2 separate regions of the Homo sapiens genome follow, and region 2 is linked to region 1. The links are chromatin loops, found by intact Hi-C in ENCODE. Cell type or tissue: endothelial cell of umbilical vein. All regions are shown on one strand. Links, peaks and the distances in the headings refer to the core of each region. The heading gives the core; the rest is flanking DNA. Region 1 has its middle 10 kb from the start of ANKRD1. Region 2 has its middle 6.3 kb from the start of FGFBP3-AS1.

Region 1 (5,380 bases), core at 277-5,276:
TTCAGACAAATTCAGAATGTAGGACATTCAACAGGGCAACTATCTTGGGCTCTTCAAAAAGGTAAATGACTAGAAAAACAAAACAAAAAAGAAGTGAGGAATTGTTCTCTCTTTGATTAAAAGAGAAGAAAGAGCATGAACCTTGGTGGGATCCTGTAATTCAAGACACAAAAGCTGTAAAATACATTTTGAGGACAACTGGAGAAGTATGGAAGGTATTTTAGACAATATTATTAACTGAGTGATGATTTTCTTATGCATGATGATGGTTTTGTGGTAATGGAGGAGAATGTCCTTATTGTTAGGAGATGTATTCTGAAGTATGTAGGAATGACCTATGATGCTTTCAAATGGTTCAGCAAAAGAGGTATGCATGTGTGTAGAAAGAGAGAAAGATGAGAGAGAGTACAACTGTAAAATATTAACAATTAGCGAATCTAGGTGACAGTGCTCATTCTACTATTCATTCAACTTTCTGTATATCTCAAAATTTAAACATGAATAAAACATTTTAGTAAAACAGACACCCTAGCACGTAAGTTTCACGAAGCAAGAGATGTTTGTTTCTCCCACTGATGTAGACCAAGTGCTGAGAGCAGTCCCCAGCACATAGTAGGCACTCAGTAAAAACGTGTTTAAACGGAAAGCAAAAAAGGAGGTGGCCCCAGCATGGGGTCAGAGGGAGGGAAGGGACAGAAGCCAAGAAGTGGGCAAGTCTGCTGGCACACCACCCTGACATCAGTGTTTTTCAGAGGCTTCCCTAGAGCCACAGGAATGCTACAGAATAAGGCTCCTGTGGACAGTGCCCTCTCAGCTGCACCTGCTTTTGGTGCAGGCAGCTGGGCAGAAGATTAGGTAGAGAAGACTCACCCAGCCAGAATGTCTTACCCATGTCCCCACCCACCACGATCGATCTGGAAATGGCATGGAGATGTTTCTGATGAGAGTATAAAAATGTAGGCATCCGTCAGCTCGCACTGGTTCAGCCATCCTATGTATACAAGGGAAAGCTTGAATATATGTGAAACCTCAGGGATTATGAGATCCATTAGAACCCACTTAATATTATGATGCAAATGGTGAGATTGAAGGTCTTACAATTAGGCAAGAGCTGACTGCTTTCTTCATTTGATTTTCTTTAATGGCACCAAAATAATATACTGTTTTTGAAAAGACGAGTTTTCTAAGATTCTACTAGTTGATGATTTATTATCTCATTTCCAAATTCCAGGGTTAAGGAAACATGTATATTAAGAAATGGCTAAAATATGAATGAAGCACAAATGCTCTGGGAGGCTGATGGAGGAGGAGGAGGGTACCAGGGTGGGTGTGCGAGGTCATGGTCCAGCTGAAGGCCAATGAACCGAAGGTTTCTTTATTTTCTCCTCTTTTTCTTTTTATCTTTCTTTTCTCACTTTCTTTCAATGTCTCTTTTCTTCTTTCCTCCCTCTTTGCTTCCTCTCACCCTTCTTTCTTCTCTTCCTTCCTTCCCTCCTACCTTCCTCCCTTCCATCCCCCGATTTTAAAAACCACAGTGATTGAAACTAAAGAGCTGGCCTACGCACCTCAGGGCTGAGGACTTGTTAGCTCTCCTTGCCTCCTGGCAACCATGCCCCTTCTAATAGTGACTGGTTGAGAAAGAGGCTCAGAGTCTTTTAGCTAGAATAATCCCCTCAGGCATGTCATCTCTTTCCAGTGCAGACCTGCAAGGGAGGTGATCTTATTCCCACTGAGAAGGAGCCTGGCAGTGCTTCTAAACTGAATTCTCATAAGAAAGGGAAGAGCCTGTTTGCAAAAACATACTCTTTTGCTGCCAACACAAGCAGATCTTTTAGGGAGGAGGGGAACTGTAACCCCTCCAAGATCTTTGCTCTCCTTCAGAGCCAAGGCTCTCAGGTTTCACAAAGGAATTTATAGAGCAGACTGACGCCTCTGGGGTTGGAATCAGCTCAGGACTAAGTGGAGAATGAGGAGAGGGACAGGCACCCTTCTCTGCTCTGTGCAGGCTGGGGATTGTTTACCAGGGGATGAAAAGGTCCTCTCCCTGAAAAGGAATGTTTGGCAAGGAAATGACTTCTGGAGGCACAACTGAATGGCTCCCCAGGGAATCAGTTTGGGTTAGTTACAGATCAGACCCACCACCCTGGACAAATCTCACTGGGCAGGGGCGGCGGGGCTGTGATTACAAGAGCTTGGGGATGTTTAAAGCAACTCCTGCCTTCAAAAGACAGCTGTCCTCTTTTCCAGATAAGTTCTGTATGGTAAAAGAAGGAAAAGGAAAAAAAATAGAGGTTAGAAATCATATTGAAAAATTAAAGGAATGTTTGATTTGTCCATAAGAATTTCCTGACTGTGCCACTTTGCTCAGCGCTTGTCCTAGGTCCTTCCAATATCACATTTAGTGGGTAGTGAGAAGGCGTGGAGTAAGTGACTCTGGTTGCTGACATTCACACTTGGATGAAGTGGAGAAAGATGATGTCCTTCCTTATTTGGTGGCTCTGGAAGCCACATTCCCTCCTCATCCGCCTTCCCAAAAGAACCTTGTGGCTGCCCAGCGGAAGCCAGTGCTTTCAGCAGCCCCCACCCTTGGCATTTCCTTATCTAGGAGTCTTCACTGTGGAATTCCAAGGCCCACCCCAATGCTCCGGATGTGTTTCAATCCATGGCCTGCCACTTTGTTACTCTTGTGATGACAAGCAGATAACATAGCTCACATGCCTTCTTTTCCTGCATACCAACCAGACCCCAGTTCTGAAAAGGAAACAAACCACAAACCAAGAGAGATGTGTTATTTTTATGCAGACATTGTTAAGACACTGCAATAAGCCTAGAATTGTGGAGAGTGCTTTCCCATGTTGCTCCAGTTAATCCCCTCAGTCACTCTGGCATTTATACAAATGAGGAAACCAGTGAGTGTGGAGGTTAAATAGTCAAGGTCTCATAGCAAGTGTGTGTGTGTGCATGTATGTGTGTGTATCTTGGGGGGTGAGGGTTGCCAATTCAAAGTCCAGAATGACTCCAAGTCCACAGCACCTTTGTTGCAGTTAAATGCCTTTACAACTAAGCGTGACCCCTTTGGCAATCACTACTAAGAGGCTTTACCAACTTCTGACACTGTTAACTTCAAGACAAATATGCTTTTTTCAAGACATGGCATCAAAAACTGTATTTCTGTTATTCCTCATCACCATGGTTACAACCACAACTCATCTGTAATTTTCAAAGACCCTGCATCAGAGAAACAACAAAAATGTGGAGAAAATATTTGCTGAACATGTCAGTAAATAAATAAGTATAAAATATGAAAGTGGCCAGAATATACCCAAATCAATAAATATGAATGAGTTAAATGCCTCTTTTGAAAGACAGATAATGGCCGGGTGCGGCGGCTCACGCCTGTAATGCCAGCACTTTGGGAGGCTGAGGCAGGTGAATCACAAGATCAAGAGATCGAGACCATCCTGGCTAACACGGTGAAACCCCAACTCTACTAAAAATACAAAAAAATAGCCGGGCGTGGTGGCAGGTGCCTGTAGCCCCAGCTACTCGAGAGGCTGAGGCAGAAGAATGGCGTGAATCCGGGAGGTGGAGCTTGCAGTGAGTCGAGATCGCACCACTGCATTCCCTCCTGGGCAACAGTGCGAGACTCCATCTTTAAAAAGAAAGAAAAAGAGAAAGAGAGAAAGAAAGAAAGAGACAGATATTCTTAAAATCCAACAATTCCGCTTCTGGGTGTATACCCAAAAGAATTGAAAGCAGAGTCTTGAACAGATATTTGCACACCCATATTCATAGCACCATTATTCACAATAGCCAAAGTATGGAAGAAACCCAAGTGTTCATTGACAGATGAATGAACAAGCAAAATGTGGTATTTACACACAATAGAATATTATTCAGCCTTAAAAAGGAAGGAAATGCTGACATATGCTACTACATGGATGAACCTTGAGGGCATTATGCTAAGTGAAATAAACCAAAAAGACAAATACTGTATGATTCCACTTACATGAGGTACTTAGAGCATTCGAAATCATAGAGACAGAAAGTAGAGTGATGATTGCCAGGAGCCGGAGGGAGGGGGAAATAGAAAGTTATAAGAGTTTAGAATTTCAGTTTTACAAAGTGAAAAGAGTTATGGACATGGATAATGGTGGTGGATGCACACTATGAATGCATTTAATACAATTGAAATATACTCTTAAAATGGTTAAGATAGTAAATTTTTTGGGGGGAGGAACTGGAACCCTAAAAATGAAAGAAAAATGAATTTTCTTAGAAAGATACTCTTATATGATGTAAAACAATACAAACAATAAAAGTCTATGCCATTTATAAGAGATATACCAGGATGACACTGGACGGTTGAAAATAAAGGGATAGACAAAGGGACACCATGTAAATGCTACCAAAATATGCAGAAGGGACAGTATCAGTGCCAGACAAAATCAAATTCAAAGCAAAAAGCACTAAATGGGACAAAGAAGACTGAAAGACATAATCCAACAAGAAGTTATACTAATAATTAATTTTTGTGCAATAAACAACATAGCATCGAAATATATAAACACCAAGTCTGTGTACTTAGGCATCCTAAGAATGGGTAAATATAGTAAAAAGTACTGTTTTGGCCTGATAGGAACTTGCTGTCTCTTCCAGTGGATAATTTGTCTGTAGTGTATTTAAAGCAGGGAGCTTAAGCTCAGACTTCCAGATTGGAAAGTTTCTAAGTATTTCAGGGAGAGGTTATTTATGCTGTATGAGTATTTTACGTCAGGGAAGCATTATAACAAATAGACCATAAAAATCATACCACATCCAAAGGAAAAACAAAAAGCCACAGAAGGTTCTTGGAGTGTCTCTTCAGGAAATCCTCCACACTCAAGGCTCTTGCCAGTTAGGGTAACGTGTCCATAAATTTCCTCTAACAAACCCATTCCAGCATCAGAAAATGACAAATCAATCAAATTTTGGGGGATTGATAGCTAAACTCTTCCAGGACTGTGGGCATAAATCCAGGAAAGGAATTTATGCCAAAAATTGAACCCTTTCCTGACAGAAATGGAAACGCAGACAGAAATAAAACCAGTTACTTCATTTCAACTCATATCTACCACGTTTTAGGCAAGACAGTGAGGATACAGCTTACAGCTTCTCACAGGTAAGATAAAATTTCTAGCAAAAGTAAGGTGCTGGCCAGGCACAGTGGCTTACACCTGTAGTCTTGGAGCTTTGGGTAGTTGAGCTGGAGGATCCTTTGAGGCCAGAAGTTCAAGACCAACTTGGGCAACATGGTGAAACCTCATCTCTACAAAAAGTAAGATAAAATAAAATATTAGCTGAGTATGGTGGTGCATGCCTGTAGTCCCTGCTACTCGAG
Region 2 (5,380 bases), core at 177-5,176, 970 kb after region 1:
TTTACATGAGCATCTCTTTTAATCCTCTCAACAACTCTACGTTACAGATAAGAAAACTGAGGCTCAAAAAGATGAAATGAATTGTCCAAGGTCACAGAGCTGGGTAGTGGTAATACCAAGATTTGAACTCAGGCATGTTGGTCTCCATCACGCATACTCTTAGTAGAATTTGCCTATAATCATTTTTATGATAATGGGAGGAAAAAACACCCAAATAATGCCCCAGCCAAACCAAAGCTTTAGTCTGTTTTTAATAATTTGTGGTAGCTATGGGGAGTGCGCTGGGGAGTACACTGCTCAAATCTCCCTTTGAGCGAGTGCCTCTGTGAGGAGTGTAGCTAGCTGACCATGTCCGGCAGCAGCAACTTCAGAATCCACCACAGTATTCTCACCAAGAGCATAGTCTCTTTGGGACACTCCCAGCCAATGACTGTGCTCATGGGAGATCTAGAACCAGGTCATTCCTGTCCAATGAGGCCTGTCCAATGTGAGCCTCCTCCAATGAGCAGTCTCTGTTCTGGGTGTCCCCACTAGCACAGCTGAGATTTTCTGAGCTGCACAGAGCTAAGTTTCTTCCTACCCTATCCTCCTTCCTCCTACTTGCCCTGCACCTGACTCAGGTTCTCTCCCTCTTCCCTTTCCCCCCTACATTCATTTCCCCCTGTACCTCCTGCCAGCTGATTCCTAGAGGGCCCACTGCGATATACCTTTCCTCAAAGACATTACATCTTTGTGGCTTTCCTATGAATACTCTTCAGAGTTTCTATATTTCTCTTTGCCCTAGAATGGGACATAATGCTATAGTCTGACCAGAAATGAGCAGCAGTGATACTGGTCCAGTGTCATATTCATGCTATGGGCCATGGGCACACCCTCTGGTCCAGTCCTCAACAGATCAGCCAAACCTGTACATACTCAGTTGTAAAGTATTCATTTGTCATCTGAGTTGCACTGTTAATATTCTTCACTTATTACTCCTGTTCCCTTCCCTGGACAGGACACAAAGAACAGGGTCTCATATGTCTATATTTCTGTCAATCCTGAATAACCAACATTACTTTTATTAATGTATTTTATTGAGCCTGAGACTCTATCAGTTATAATACATGCCATTTTTAATGTAGCACTAAGAAGTAAAAAGATATTGGCCGAGTGTGGTGGCTCACACCTGTAATCCCAGCACTTTGGGAGGCCAAGGCAGGCAGATCACTTGAGGTCAGGAGTTTAAGACCAGCCTGGCCAACATGGCAAAATCCCATCTCTCCTAAAAATACAAAAATTAACCGAGCATGGTGGCGTATGCCTGAAGTCCCAGCTACTTGGGAGGCTAAGGCACAAGAATCGCTTGAACCCGGGAGGCCGAGGTTGCAGTGAGTCGAGATTGCGCCATTGCACTCCAGCCTGGGTGAGCAAGTGAGACTCTGTATCAAAACAAAAAACAAAGATACTACCAATTAAACGATGACATGCCATTGATTATAAGATGACCTCAGATGTAAATGTGAGGGAGAAAACATGTGCCGAATAGTCTTTGTTCCTACAGATGCACTCTCCACCCTTCTCCATCTACCCTGCTCTGGGCCCAGAAGGTTGACCACTAAGCACTGTAGCACCCAGATGCCCTTGTCTCTGGCTTCTAATCAGGTTCAGTCCATGGAAAGGGGAAACAGAAGGTCGGAGGGTAGCTGGAGAGAGAGCTTAAGGTATTTATTCTCTTGGGTCCCTCCCTATAGACCAAGGTTTTGACAATGGTTACATTTTAGGTACCTAAGACTATAGTTCCTGTTGAGAGACCCTTTCCCCCACAGTTCTGAGTTTGATCTCTCTCTCTTTCTCTGGGTTCTGGAAGCCACTCCTGCCCTTCCCGCTTTGGGTCCAGGGCTGATAATATCATCTCCCTATTACAGTCCGAGGTGTCCCACTGTGACTTATTAGCCCCTGAATTAGTTTCCTAGGGCTGCCTTAACAAAGTACCACAATCCACATGGCTTAAACCAAGGGAAATTTATCCTCTCACAGTTCTGGAGGTTAGAAGCCTGGAATCAAGCTGCCAGCAAGGCCATGCTCTCTCTGCATGAAGACTAGGGAAGACTCCTTCCTAAGACTATTCTGGTCCTGGTGGTTGCTGGCAATTTGTGGCATTAATCAGCTTGTAGATACATAATTGCAGTATCTGCCTCCTTCTTCACGTGGCCTTCCCCCTCTGTGTCTTTTCTCTTCTTATAAGGACTCCAGTCAAAAATGGATTTGGGGCTTACCCTGCTTTAGTATGACCTGATCTTAATTAATTACAAAGACCCTATTTCAATATAAGGTCACATTTTGGGGTTCTGAGAAGGATGTGGATCTTTGGAGGCCTATTCACCCCAGTACAGTCCCTTATTCTATACTCTTGTAAATAGTTTCTTCATTAAACTCCAGTTACCCCCTTCTGAGTGTGCAGTATGGGGACACTGATGATACAAAGTATACCTTAGAATCAATAAATACAGTATTTTTGACTAACAGGAACTGCACTAGAATCTTATATTAGTTAAGGTAAATGATAATCTCAGAATACAGGGGCTTAAATAAGAAATACAGTTGAATCTCACTATTTGCAGTAGTGATGTTCTGTAAAGTCAGTGTGAACACTGACTTAGCAAATACAGAACCACTGCTCCTGGGGAATATAGAAGATTAGGTTCCTATGAGCCTTTGGTCACAACATTTTTCATCAACCATTCAATCACAATTTGTTTTATGGGTTTTTCTGTTTAAGGACACCTTACTTAATATATACTGTTGACTCGTTAACGTTGAACACTGTGACTCATGCCTGTGACTCATGCCTGAAGGAAGTTTAGCAACACATGTATTTTCTCTTTAAAGCACATCACAGTTTCCTGTGCTTAGGAACACAAGATAACACTTTAGCACTGTGTTTGGGGGCCATTTTAAACTGAGAAATTACTAACAAAGAGCACAAAAGTGCAAAAAATGTGGCTCTAAATAAACCATGATAAAGAGACTTATTTACAGTATTAGAACTGAAGCAAAAAGGCAGAGTGATGCCTTCTTTGACCTCAGCTGGGAACAAGCATGTTGGATGACAAATTTTTCACCACTCTCTGCAGGTGTGTATCCACCAATGATTGCAAAGGCACAATGAGTATTGCTTTTGGAGTTACCAATAAATTTTAGCAAGTAGGGAAAATCACAAATACAGAATCCACAAATAATGAGTATTTATTGTACATTTTGTTTTTCTCTCATATAAAGGTCTAGCCTATGCAGAGTGGTGAGGCAGTTTTCCACCAGGTTGTTCAGGAACTCAGATTCCTTCCATCTTGTTACACTGTCATCCTCTAGGGTAATGTATTCCTCTGCATGGTTAAAGTTGAATTGCAAGAGCATCTAAGTCCCACCTCTTAGAGAGGAGAAAGGAAAGTTCAAGGCAAGCAATATCTTTTAAAGCACATTGAAATTGAAGTTGCATTTGGAAAAAATTTGGTCATTTTTATCACACCTCTCTGCAAGAAAGGCTAGAAAATGTATCTGGCTAGGTGGCATGCACTCAGGGAAAAAAAGGTGAGACTAGATTTGGGGTGAATAACTGGCAGTTTACCACCAAGAGCCGTGAAGAAACTCTCATCCTGAAACGCCTGCAATGCTGTATCGTAGAAAGCCTGGGGAGAGCTGGCTTCTGTTCTAGCTCTGCCACTACCTTCTCTAATATGTGCATTTAATGCTCTATATTTATCTCTAAGTAATGCTTTAGCTACAATAGACAAATTTTGATATGTCCTATGTTCCTTTAGTGCAAAAGTGTTTTTTTTTCCTTTTTTTTTTCTTTTTGAGACGGAGTCTTGCTCTTTCACCCAGGCTGGAGCACAGTGGCGTGATCTCGGCTCACTGCAAGCTCCGCCTCCCAGGTTCATGCCATTCTCCTGCCTCAGCCTCCTGAGAAACTGGGACTACAGGCGCCCGCCACCAAGCCTGGCTAATTTTTTGTATTGTTAGTAGAGATGGGGTTTCACCGTGTTAGCCAGGATGGTCTCGATCTCCTGACCTCGTGATCCGCCAGCCTCGGCCTCCCAAAGTGCTGGGATTACAGGCGTGAGCCACCGCGCCTGGCAAAAGTTTTTTTTTTTTTTTTTCTTAAATTTTTTGTAGATACAGGGTTTTGCCGTGTTGTCTAGGCTGGTCTCGAATTCCCGGGCTCAAGCGATCTGCCCGCCCTGGCCTTCCAAAGTGCTGGAATTACAGACATGAGCCACCGTGCCAGGCCAACATTTTATATTCTTTTTTTTTTTTTTTTTTTTGAAACGGAGTTTCACTCTTGTCGCCCAGGCTGGAGTGCAGTGGCACTATCTCAGCTCACTGCAACCTCCACCTCCCCAGTTCAAGTGATTCTCCTGCCTCAGCCTCCTGAGTAGCTGGGACTACAAGCCCCCATCACCACGCCCAGCTAATTTTTATATTTTTGGTAGAGACGGGATTTCACCACTTGGCCAGGCTGGTCTCAAACTCCTGAGCTCAGGTGATCTGCCCGTCTCGGCCTCCCAAAGTGGTGGGATTACAGGCGTGAGCCATGAGCCACCGTGCCCGGCCACTTTTTTTGTTGTTGTTGTTGCAGTCTCGCTCTGTTGCCCAGGCTGGAATGCAATGGCGTGATCTTGGCTCACCACAACCTCTGCCTCCCAGGTTCAAGTGATTCTCCTGCCTCAGCCTCCCGAGTAGCTGGGATTACAGGCATACACCACCATGCCCAGCTAATTTTGTATTTTTGGTAAAGTTGGGGTTTCTCCATGTTGGTCACGCTGGTTTAGAACTTCTGACCTCAGGTGATTCGCCTGCCTCAGCCTCCCAAAGTGCTGGGATTACAGGCGAATTTTTATATTTTAAGTACAGACAGGGTTTCACCTTGTTGGCCAGGCTGGTCTCAAACTCTTGTCCTCAAGAGATCCGCCTGCCTCAGCTTCCCAAAGGCTGGGATTACAGGTGTGAGCCACCGCACCCGGCCCGACATTTTATATTCTATTTTCTTTTCTTTTCTTTTTTTTTTTTTTTTGAGACGAAGTCTCCTCTGTTGCCCAGGCTGGAGTGTAGTGGTGCCATCTTGGTTCACTGCAACCTCCGCCTCCCCAGTTCAAGCTATTCTCCTGGCTCAGCCTCCTGAGTAGCTGGGATTACGGGCACGTGCCACCATGCCTGGCTAATTTTTGTATTTTTAGTAGAGATGGGGTTTCACCATGTTGGTCAGGCTGGTCTCGAACTCCTGACCTCATGATCTGCCCGCCTTGGCCTCCCAAAGTGCTGAGAGTACAGGCACGAGCCAGTGCACCCGGCCTGTATTCTATTTTCTTTTGTCCTTTTTTTTTTTTTTTTAATGCACTAA

The links. Peaks named below come from ENCODE experiments on the same cell type or tissue, not always from the same donor. Only the 100,000 strongest peaks of a DNase experiment are listed, where the experiment ranks them.
Region 2: it touches region 1 in a loop (6-fold over the local background); 1 of 110 quality-filtered maps calls a loop at or near these places.

What each region holds. Positions count from the first base shown.
Region 1 is chr10:90,928,635-90,934,014 of GRCh38, forward strand. No RefSeq gene overlaps it. Among named protein-coding and RNA genes, the nearest start is that of ANKRD1, 10 kb to the left of the region's middle. RefSeq lists an enhancer at 1,630-2,283. In endothelial cell of umbilical vein, for the core only: no CTCF peak of the experiment used is centred there; DNase peaks (open chromatin) are centred at 1,897 and 2,797; H3K27ac peaks cover 4,896 bases.
Region 2 is chr10:91,899,153-91,904,532 of GRCh38, forward strand. No RefSeq gene overlaps it. Among named protein-coding and RNA genes, the nearest start is that of FGFBP3-AS1, 6.3 kb to the right of the region's middle. In endothelial cell of umbilical vein, for the core only: no CTCF peak of the experiment used is centred there; a DNase peak (open chromatin) is centred at 2,819; H3K27ac peaks cover 1,982 bases.